2 separate regions of the Homo sapiens genome follow, and region 1 is linked to region 2. Evidence: chromatin loops called from intact Hi-C (ENCODE). Cell type or tissue: ascending aorta. All regions are shown on one strand. Each heading gives the region's core, and the rest is flanking DNA. Links, peaks and the distances in the headings are about the cores only. Region 1 has its middle 61 kb from the start of MRAP2. Region 2 has its middle 35 kb from the start of LINC02857.

Region 1 (5,387 bases), core at 97-5,096, 110 kb after region 2:
AGTCCCAAATCTTATTATCTTAACCATCTAATTTCAGTATTAGTGAGATCCTGGGTATGATTCATCCTGGGGAAAAACTCTCCATCTGTGGACCTGTAAAACTAGAAAATAAGTTATTTTCTCCCAAAATACAATGATGTGACCGACATAAGATACTAGTTACTAATAGTTGTCTTTCAGTATATGCAGGGGATTGGTTCCAGGCCCCCTGTATACACCAAAATCCTAGCATACTTAAGTTCCACAGTAGGTCCTGCAGAACCCGTGTATATGAAAATTAGCTCTCCGTATAGGTGGGTTTCGCATCCCAAGAATACTGTATTTTCAATCCCCATTTGGTTGAAAAAAAATCTGCATACAAGTGGACACGTGCAGTTCAACCCTATGTTGTTCAAGGATCAACCGTATTCCCATTCCAAAAAGGAGAAAATGGAAGGAAAAAATGAATCATCAGTCCCCAAAATAACAAATCCTTCAAACTGGGAAAACTGTTAAGCTGCAAGGCCTGGAAATAGTCTTTTGTGACTTCTGGCTACATTCTCTGGGCCTGAAGCTCCACTCTTGGAATCATCTTTTCTTTTTCTTGAAAGGTACAATGTGTTTTTAGCTGAGTAGTTTTATCAGCCTTTTTTTCTGCATGTAGAATTTTGGGAGTCTGATAGCCTTCATTTATCTTGCCCTCACTCTGTCCATTTCAGTTGAAGTTGTTATCAGTGCCCTGGGTTCTTGTAATCTTCCAGTATAGACATCAAGAGAGATCACCAAACATAGGAGCAAAGAGAAAGAGAGAGAATAGGGCAAGAAAAATAGAGAGAGAGAAAGAAAAAGGGAATGGGGACTTATCCTATGTAGGAACTTGACTCACCGAGGCACCAGGGTGAAACAATGGTGCAGCTGCCTTGGTTTGTGCCTGGTCAGCCATCTCTGTCGTCTGGGCTGTGCCATTTGCTCCCACAGGACCCTAAAATGAGGGTTCTATCTGGAGTGCCATGAGATGTAATCAGCACCCTGGGTTCTTGTAATCTTCCAGGATGGAAATACAGATCACCAGACATAACAGCAAAGAGAAAGAGAAAGCTTTATTTTAGCTTGTACACAAGGAAGTCAGCACTGCACAAGGAAAAGGGCAGGCTGCTCCCTGAGGGTAGTATGTGAGTCAGTTTTACAGGGCCTTTCCATAGATAAGTGTTTTATCAGGGCATGTATAGGAGGAGTTTCTCTAGCGCTTGGGCAGTGGCTTCACATGCTTCTTTGTACATCACATGTCACAATACATTTTAAATCTCCACCCCTGGTAGTGACTTAGTGACTTTTAGCATTAAAATGAGGAAGGGGTAGCTATGAGTTGAAGTTTAAGTCTAAGTATGCATATGGGGCCTCAGGGAAGTCCCTAATCCCTTAAAGCAGGAACTTGCGGTTAACAGCTTCTTGGATCTTCTTTTGCTGATTGGCTGGAAGTTAGGTAAGCTACAACTTGAGTAAGGAGCTTTTGTTCTTTTTCTCTAAACCACTCCAAAACAGAAAACGAACCAGCCTGGCTGTCTCAAAGTTGGCAGTGTTTCTGCTGGTATAACATTTTCAAGAACTAGGGTGTCTCCTGGATATATCACAGAAACTTACTACATTAGGCAAGAGGCTCTTCTGTGGATCACTCCTGAATAACCCTATCTCTATTCCTAGTTAGTACTTAAATGGATAAAATGATCCATGAGTCACACTCCTAATTTTTTCAGAGAGCCCCCCGTGTGATTTAATACTCTTTTTGTTTCTTTTGAGACAATAGCAAAGGTTGCCTAGTCACAGTCCTTGGCTTTCTCTCCAGAGCATGCTTTCCTGATGATGAATCTCCTAATTTTAGTGTTTTTGCAATATAATTGGCTGAGAATTTCCCAAATCATCAATCCTGATTCCTCTTCACTTAAAGTTCTTCCCTCCATTTTTCTTTCCTCTTGCATTTTACTATCAGTAGCAAGAAGAAACCAGGCCTCATCTTTAACATTTTGCTTGGAAATCCTCTCAGCTAAATATTCAACTTTATTATTTACAGATTTTGCTTTCTACATAATTGCAGGGCACAATTCACCTAAGCTTTCTGCTGCTATGTAACAAGGATCTCCTTTTCTCCAGTTTCCAATAACATGTTCCTCATTTCCATTTTAATTTTCATCTGCAGTACCTTTAGTATCCATATTTCTACCAATAGTCTGTTCATGATGATTTAGATAGTTCATAAGATAATTTTTTTTTTTTGACATGGAGTCTCACTCTGTTGCCAGGCTGGAGTGCAGTGGCGTGATCTCGGCTCACTGCAACCCCCGCCTCCTGGGTTCAAACGATTCTCCTGCCTCAGCCTCCCAAGTAGCTGGGACTACAGGTGCGCACCACCGCACCTGGCCAGATAATTTTTTTTCTATCATGCTCAGCACTTCCCTCTGAGTCCTCACTTAGAGTTGTTCACATCCATATTCCTACTAACAGGCTACTCAAGGCAATCTAGTCAGTTTATATCATGTTCTTCAATATTCTACCAGCCACTGCCCATTGCCAACTCCACATTTTTAGTTGTGTTTTGTTTTTTTACAACAGCAATAGAAATTAATATAGTTCCTCTTGCCTCCAGGTCTCACAGTGTGGAGAAGCAAGGGCTCAAGGAGATGCTGTGCACACAGTGGGTTGGCATCATGGCTGAGGAACCCTGAGCTTAGGGGAACCCTGTGTTTTGACAATGGGTTGCAAGCAAACCTCCCTGGCCTTTACCTCAGAAGGAGATATTATCTTTGTTATGCTGGATAGTAAATAAACCTGCTCTATGCTCCAGAGGGAGACACTATCTCCATCTTCCAAGGCTGTTCACTTTGCAAACATTGTTGAATAGACAGCTGAGACAAAGGCTGTCAGTTTTCCCCTGCTCACTTTACATGCAGAAACCTGAGAGGCCTTTGGAAACTGCCTCCCAAACCTAAAATGATCAAAGAGTATATTGCATAAGTCACTGGGGATTTTTGAAAAAGAGGCAACTTTGAAGAAGTTGTGAAAAGAATGCAGGTGACTTTTTAAATGCCTGAATTTCTCTTTTAGAGATATACAACCACCTCAGGTTAAATTCAATGGATTTTTTCCCTTCTGAAAGCTGCCAAGACTTTGCCAAAATATATACTGTGTATGTGAGCTATTTTATTACCTACTGAAAAATTGTCTATTATTGGTAGAACAATAATCCATCCTGTCACCCAGAAAAGATGTGTAGTAGAAATAGAAAGTCTTTATGTCTAGGCCAGGCTTTTAGATATATTGAGAGAGGCGACTTCAGGCAGCCTGTGATCAGAGGTGTTGAGTTGGCAGCTTGTGCTGATTCTCGAGGCAGATGTGTGTGAGTGGCACAGAGAAAATATTCTTGTCTTTCTATGGAGTTGGAGCTTTTGAATAAATTTTGCAGAAAACTTGGGATCCTCAGCTAAGAACAATCCTTGGGAAGTTCATCTGCAACTGTATACCTAGTGAGAGGTCTCCAGAGAAATACGCCTGCCTTGGGAAGAATGTGTGTACATTTTAAGGAAACATAGTTCATAAAATCCATACTGGAGAGAGAGGTATTTACATTTCTAGGATCTTTTCCACCTGTTCTCTATGGAGTAAAGTTTTTTCTTCCTCATGTTTTGCCTCTTTATCCTGTATATAAACAGAGAAACTCTGTTTTTCTCCATCCCTCGTCTAGGATACAGATGTTGTATGTATAGGAGATTTTAACCTAGTTTGCAATGTTACTTCAGGGGTAGAATTGGGACGTGAGGGACCATGTGGTTATGGATGGCTTTTAAAATGAATAATGAGAATCTGAACCTACCCAGATAACCTTGGGTATACATTTATGATAAAATTAATAAAGACAAATGTTAAAAATTTAACACAAATGTTGTTCGACTTCATTCCAAAAACACCTCATTAGATAGCAGAATAGTGTCAAGTGTAAGTGTAGTACAAGTTGGCCCACACAGTACCCACAGACCCTATGACCTACCAGTGTGAGTTTGAAAGCACCAGCCTTTGACTTCAAGTGAAATGTATGCGAATGACTTGCATTAAAGAAATAATAAATTCAGAGATAATTATGATAACAACAGTGTCATAGGTTGTGTTCCATAAAAGCCTGAAAAGATTTATTGTAGGTGAGCTATAAGAAGGGGAATGATGGAAGCAGTTAGAGCAGGGGAAAAGCCACCAAGAATGTCATCTCAGCTGCAGACTGGCCACATTCTGATCTCACAGGAAGTTCTGGGGCACAAATTGCACTACAGAATCAGTCCCATCCTGAGGCAGGGGCATGATCTTTTGTTGCCCCAAGCCAGTCAGGGTAAGATGGCTTCTGCTTTGATCAAGGGTAATTCTTGAGAGAAGAAGGTGCTGGTTAACATCCCTAGCAGCTGGGAACAGGCATTGGCTAGTAAAGGACCCTGTGTGGGCACTAGCAGCATGCATTACAAACAATAACAGGTGACATTTATTAGGCACTAAGCTACCCCTGTCCTAAATTAATTTTTGTAAGCCTACTATGAGAACTTTCAACAGAGAGGTCTAAGTGATCCTTTAAATATCATAAGTCGGGTTACTTCTCTGTTCAAAATCCTTCAATGGCTTCCCATTTCATGCAGTGAAAAAGCCACAGTCCTTATGATGACCTGAAAGCTCTACATGATCTATGTCCTACTCTCCTGCCCATCACAGAAGCAGCCCTTCCAATAACTTTTATATGTGTGTGTGTGGTGGGGTAGGGCAGGGTGGTCTTAGTAAGCCAAGAGTCATTACATCTGGGATGAGCCCTTTTCCTGAATAGATACGAGCCCACTCTTTTCAGGGCACTGTGTTGTCAGCTCACAAGCTTACGATTGTGGCTTTAAGTTTCCTCTTTATTTTTGTCACCTGGAAACTTCACTTTCCTTCATGCTTAGCTCTATATTACTTTTGTTGTTGTATTTTATCCAACATTACTAAAAGTTTTATTTAAGAGGGATTCAAATTATCTCAGTTCACTGTGTTTCCAGAACTGGAAACATGTTATTTATTCAGTATTAGAATACCTGTTTGATCCTTCTTAAAAATGTATTTAGTATATTTCTCTGGTGAAAATCTTTGTCTTTTCATCTATTTTGTCCATCATTTCCTCTAAGCTCTTAAAATATTGCAATTAATTAGTTTATAGTTTTTATAAAAAGACTCTACTAACTCTAATGCCTAAATAATCTGTGGATTTGCATCTATTGTTTAATGTTTCTTATTCTTATATTATTAATCATATGGTCTTGACATTTCACATGTCTAGACATTTTTTATTATTTGGCAGACATTGTATATGAAAAATCCATTGATACAACATGGGAAATTATCTTCCA
Region 2 (5,387 bases), core at 300-5,299:
TGTTTTCTGGTTGTATAAAAGCTTTCCCATGCAAGAGGGCTGGCATTATAACAGTAGATTATTATACCACCATGTATTTTCACCAGGTAAAGAAAGCATTTCATGGTTCACTTATTGAGGACCATCAACCACTTCATAATTTAGAACCTGAAGATCGGATCTTCTGAGAACCTCAGAGAAAGACTGCCCTTGTCATCCACACTGCAGCAAAACTTCAGGACCTTGAACCTTGGGCTAATAATTTCACAACTGAGACGGCTTCATCTACACCCTTGGAACTATACCCATTAGAACCCTTAAGGTAAAGCTAACCAAGGAAGTTTCTACCCAGAAGAAGATTGCATCCTTGATATGAACAGCTTTTTCCCAAGATCATGCATCAAGACTTCTCTACTATCATGAGACTCTTACTTTGAATATTTTTCCCTTGCTTATGCCTCTATGAACAATAGAAGTGAAAAGGGGGTCTGTTGTGTGTACTAATTGTGTATACTTTGATTTGTGAAGGATTTTGAAGCCAGCCTTATACATGGATAAGCTTATACCTTGATAGATGGAAGATGAGGCGCAATGAAGGTAAGAAATTTTAAAGGTACATATGTGGCCTCATAGTCAGAAATAACACATTTGTTCATTCTTCTTAACCCACATCATGGGTTAAAGAGAACAATGCCAGGAGGCCTTCACTCTTCTAGAAGGGCATTATTTATTAGGTCCTTTTCCACCATGGTTTGGGGTAAAAGAGACAGTGACTAGAAATTTATCCCTCATAATAAGCTCTATAGCAGATTCTATTGTAAAGGCTATGGTTGCAAAACAGACTTTAAATTCTCTTGTGAAAGTTATGCTAAATAATGGAATTGCTGTAGATTACTTACTGGCTAAACAGAGAAGTGTCTGTGCAGCTGCTGGCACTTGTGGCCTGTGGAGAAATACATCACATCAGGTATTACAGAGATTCAGCTGTAGGGGATTAATGAAGAGACTGCTTAGTTAAGTAGGCAGACCCTTTATCTAGCTTATTCTTTGATCTATTTAATTTTAGGTGGTTTGGATATGGGGATCTTGGGTAACTCTTCGTGTTATGCTCCGATATTCATGATAGTAGTCTCCCTGATATACTGTATTCTCTTAAAAGATTTAAATTTTTGCATGCAGCCATCTCTAGAAAGTCAAATGGTCTCTCCAACTGGAATGACAAGAGCTGAAAGAAATGTGTGACCCTGAGGGCACTGTAACCTATAAATGACATGCTGAGACCAGAAACCCAAAATGGTAGTAACTAAGAGTGACACAAAAGCCCTAAGTTTTGGTCACACTCTCACCTAAGTGAGAACCTGACCAAAAAGGGGAGTTTTTTAACAAAATTATGGGAGGCCATTGTTTTTGACTGAACTCATGCACAAGGCCCCAACAGAGCAGACCAAACCAAAATGGAGTCACTCATACTACCCGTGACATAATCAAACTAAGACTTTAAGGAAACACACAGATCCTAGAAGAGACCAGGTTTTGGGTTTTTTCCTCCTGTTTCTCCTGTTTGTTTGTTTGTTTGTTTGTTTGTTTGTTAACAGGGGAAAAAAAACCCAAACCTGGTCTCTTCTAGGATCTGTGTGTTCCACCATAGAGTAGAAGGTCCCTCCTTGTCCTAGAGAAGATCTAGAACACATTTCTAGGACAGAATGTATAAGCCAGCCTTATCCATGGATAAACTTATACCTTGATAGATGGAAGATGAGGCCCAATGAAGATGAGAAACACATATCTATGACATTCCAGCATAAGAATCTAAGGTATAATTCCTACATGACAGGAATCTGCTCCATTAACAGTTGGTAGATCTCACTTGTAAAACTGTTTCAGCCCTCTTCTCCGAACCCAAGAGCAGTTTTTAAAATTCCTTTATAGATTATATTTAATATTTTTAAGTCTATTTGGTTCTGTGACTTTTTCTTTGAATCATTTTTGCTAACATGTTACCTAGAAAATGGTTAATTTAGTCTAACTTTTCTAATTTATTGGCAAAAAATTTGTTCACATTGTTTTATTTTTGGTATTCTTTCTATATATGCAGTTAAAGCCATTTTTTTATTTCTACTGTTTACCTGCTCTCTCTCTCTCTCTCCTCTCATTCATCAATACTTTCAAAGTTTTAGTTATTAGCATTTTTTAAAGAATTAGTCTCTGGTTTTGTCATTTCTCTCTAATGTACTTTTGTCTTCAATATCATTACTTTTGCTCTTACCTTTGTTATCTATGAAATGCAGCTGCTTTGCTGCGACTCCTTTTATTCCTAGGACTAGGGAGCAGAGCTTGAGAGGAGGAAGAAGAAAGTGTACTATTTTTGAAATGAAATTAAGCCAAGAAAAATTGAGGCTGGCATTTCCTCTGAGAGGTGCTAGACTCAAGTTGTTCTTTAAAGGAAAAATTTTGAAACCCTTCTTTGGAGCTTTTGGAGAGCCCTAGAAGGTATGTTCCAAGGGAATATTTTCAGAGAATGTTAATGTTGTTTTTATTGCATAACAAATTTCTAGGTAACCTTAGAGTCAAGAGAAAAAGGATCTTCTATTTTCTTAAAACACTGATTCACTGCAGAGCTCATAAATGCTAAATTACAGCATGGCAGGCAAGTGAAAAGAAAATAAGAAAGCAATGACTATCTACATAATTTATTTCTAAATCATAGTCCATAGGCTGATTTCTTTTAGCATTTGGCACTTTGCCAAGCTGATGAACCCCCTATCCACATGAAGTCAAGACCCACAGATAATATGGATTTCCCTTTCTCCAGCATTGGCAAGCACCTAAGTAATATGAAGTATTTGGAAGAGCTTGTTTATATATGTCTGTATTGTCACCCATCAATTTGATCTCTTTGGTGACTTAGAATTCCTGATGTCCTCTGAGCCTACTCTGGGGTAATAGTTCCATCCCTCAGTGTAATGGAATTTTTTATTTTAATGAAAAAGTTCTTAGTGTAATTAGGCATGCAGATAAATAGACCAGCAATTATGGTGCATCATAATAAATGCTACATTAGAAATGTGCAAAAGTGATATGAGAGGTAGAGACAGAATCCCTCACTCCATATTAAGGAATCATAACAGGATTCCTGGAAGAGGAACTGAAGCTTAAGTTATAAAGGTTAGCTTTACCTTGAGGCAAGGTTATCTGAAAGCTCTTTCAGACTGGGTATAAATGGATATATTAATCTGTTCTCACGCTGCTATAAGGGCATACCTGAGACTGGGTAATTTATAAAGTTCCACATGGCTGAGGAGGCCTCAGGAAACTTACAACCATGGCAGAAGGCACCTCCTCACAGGGTGGCAGGAGAGAGAATGAGTGTCGAGCGAAGGGGGAGGCCCCTTATAAAACTATCGTATCTCATGAGGACTCACTATCACAAGAATAGCACAGGAAGAACGTCCACCATGATTCAATTATCTCCACGTGGTCCTGGCTTTGACAGTGGCGATTATTACAATTCAAGGTGAAATTTGGGTGGAGACGCAGATCCAAACTATATCAATGGGTAAGAGGAGTTAAGGCCGTAGGAGTGAAGGGATTGGTGGAGCTCTGTAAAGGCAGTAAGGCCAGGTACATGGAGGATCCAGTGTTCCCATCTGCTAAAATGCTCCAGTCATGAGAAATAAGGCAAGAGAGGAGAGGAAGGGTAAGTAGCAAAGCATAACTTTTCTGAATTGGAATAGCTGATCGTGCCTTCTGGCACAGAAGATGCATACCCAACTCTCAGATCTCACCTAGAGAAAACAGTTCTGCCTCACTCAACCAGAGTTACTCTAAGTATGAGCCATCTGCCCTCATCTCACCTGGCTGGCTCGCCCTGTCTCAAATGACTGATGTCAAGGTAAGAACTGTCTTTCCATCTAGACCATGCCATTTGCTGATCTTTTCCCCTACCTCATCATTTCTAGAACAAGTGAGTCAGACCAGGGTAATCAGGGATGGGGGCTTCAGCTGATCCAGTCAGGAGAAAGCCAGGCCTCAGGTCATTAAAGCCAGAAGAAGGCCATGCTGGCTCACCACTAGGCTGATCCCACAATGTCCTTGGGGCAGCAAAACAGGGGCCTTGAGTATCCTATTGAAAGAATGTTCTGTTTCAAAAATATCCTCAAAGCTATTGTCCTAGGAAATATAAGAATGTTGTGTTATAATTCCCTACACTTACATTAGTTTATATAAAGACCGTAATCTGGCCCTAGTTGAAGGTTGGTGTATTGAGACCAGGCCCCTCATTTAAAGTGTTTCTGGAACAGAAGGGCTGGAGTGAGAAGTCCATGGGGGACCTGTTCTCAAGAATAACTGAGATCTGTAGCAATGTTGTAAAGCGCTTTCATAAACTGCATCTCATGTCTTCCTCACTAAAACTTACAAACTGCATTGTATTAATAATTCTTACTTTGCCAATGGGGAAATAGATGCTAGGGGAAGTCGCATAATTAACCAAGTTCCTTAGCTGGTGGGAGTAACATTTAGAACTCATATCCAGATCTCTTGACTCCTGAGCCCACAGCTTCAGTCTCTACCCAAAGCCGTGGTCTTGTGAAACTCTTATAAGCTCATAATTGTTTCACCTCAGCTATGAGGGCGTGTGCTGAAGGACAGAAAATCTAGCCCTTCAAGGTCTGGACTTATGAGTCCAAGGCAAGAGCAAAGTTAGCTGAACTCAGGCTGAGCTAATAAATTGATTTTGCACCCCTTATATTCATTCAGCTAAGGCCAGAATCATGCAGCCTGGATGTACAGGTGGGTATGAGGTGACCCCAGATGGCAGAGTGCAGGAGTAGGTGGGGGGTGGATAATTACAACAAGACTTTGCCTTATCTCTAAGTATTCTTGTCCTGTGGGGTGACCTTGAGAAATTGTTCTACTTCCCTGTTTCTCTAGCTCTGCAATGAATTGAATATGTGAGTGCCTATGCTGTGAAGATGTAGGGATGCTCCCTGTCCTCAAGATGCTCACATCCAGAAGAATGCATTTTAAAAGGTCTAGGTATAAGGGAGAATGTTTTTCATTTTTGTTTTGTAGAATCATTAAGAAACCTATTCTTGTGGGAAACACAGATGAATAACATGTTATTTTAGATTTGAACATTTGTAAAGATTTTGGATGGATTTGGTATTTGAGCTGCTTTGTCAGGAAGTAGAATTTTGATGGTCAGGGCTGAGGACAGACTGGGGAGCAAATACAAGAATGTGAAAAAGCCAGGCGTGCAGTCTCTCTCTCTCTCTCCTCTTCTCTCCACCCCTCTAGTAGTTCTGTTTCTCTGAAGAATCCTAATGTGTACCCCAACTGTTTCCAAAATGATTTTGAGATTGCTAAGCAGCCACATTCAGTTGAATCTGGCTTTACATTTTGTAGGT

What was found. Hi-C counts contacts between places; a loop is a spot of excess contacts. Peaks named below come from ENCODE experiments on the same cell type or tissue, not always from the same donor. Only the 100,000 strongest peaks of a DNase experiment are listed, where the experiment ranks them.
Region 1: it touches region 2 in a loop (5-fold over the local background); 1 of 110 quality-filtered maps calls a loop at or near these places.

What each region holds. Positions count from the first base shown.
Region 1 is chr6:84,092,461-84,097,847 of GRCh38, forward strand. It overlaps a transcript of MRAP2 not described here. Among named protein-coding and RNA genes, the nearest start is that of MRAP2, 61 kb to the left of the region's middle. In ascending aorta, for the core only: no CTCF peak of the experiment used is centred there; no DNase peak of the experiment used is centred there; H3K27ac peaks cover 1,645 bases.
Region 2 is chr6:83,983,181-83,988,567 of GRCh38, forward strand. No RefSeq gene overlaps it. Among named protein-coding and RNA genes, the nearest start is that of LINC02857, 35 kb to the right of the region's middle. In ascending aorta, for the core only: a CTCF peak has its summit at 2,399; no DNase peak of the experiment used is centred there; H3K27ac peaks cover 5,000 bases.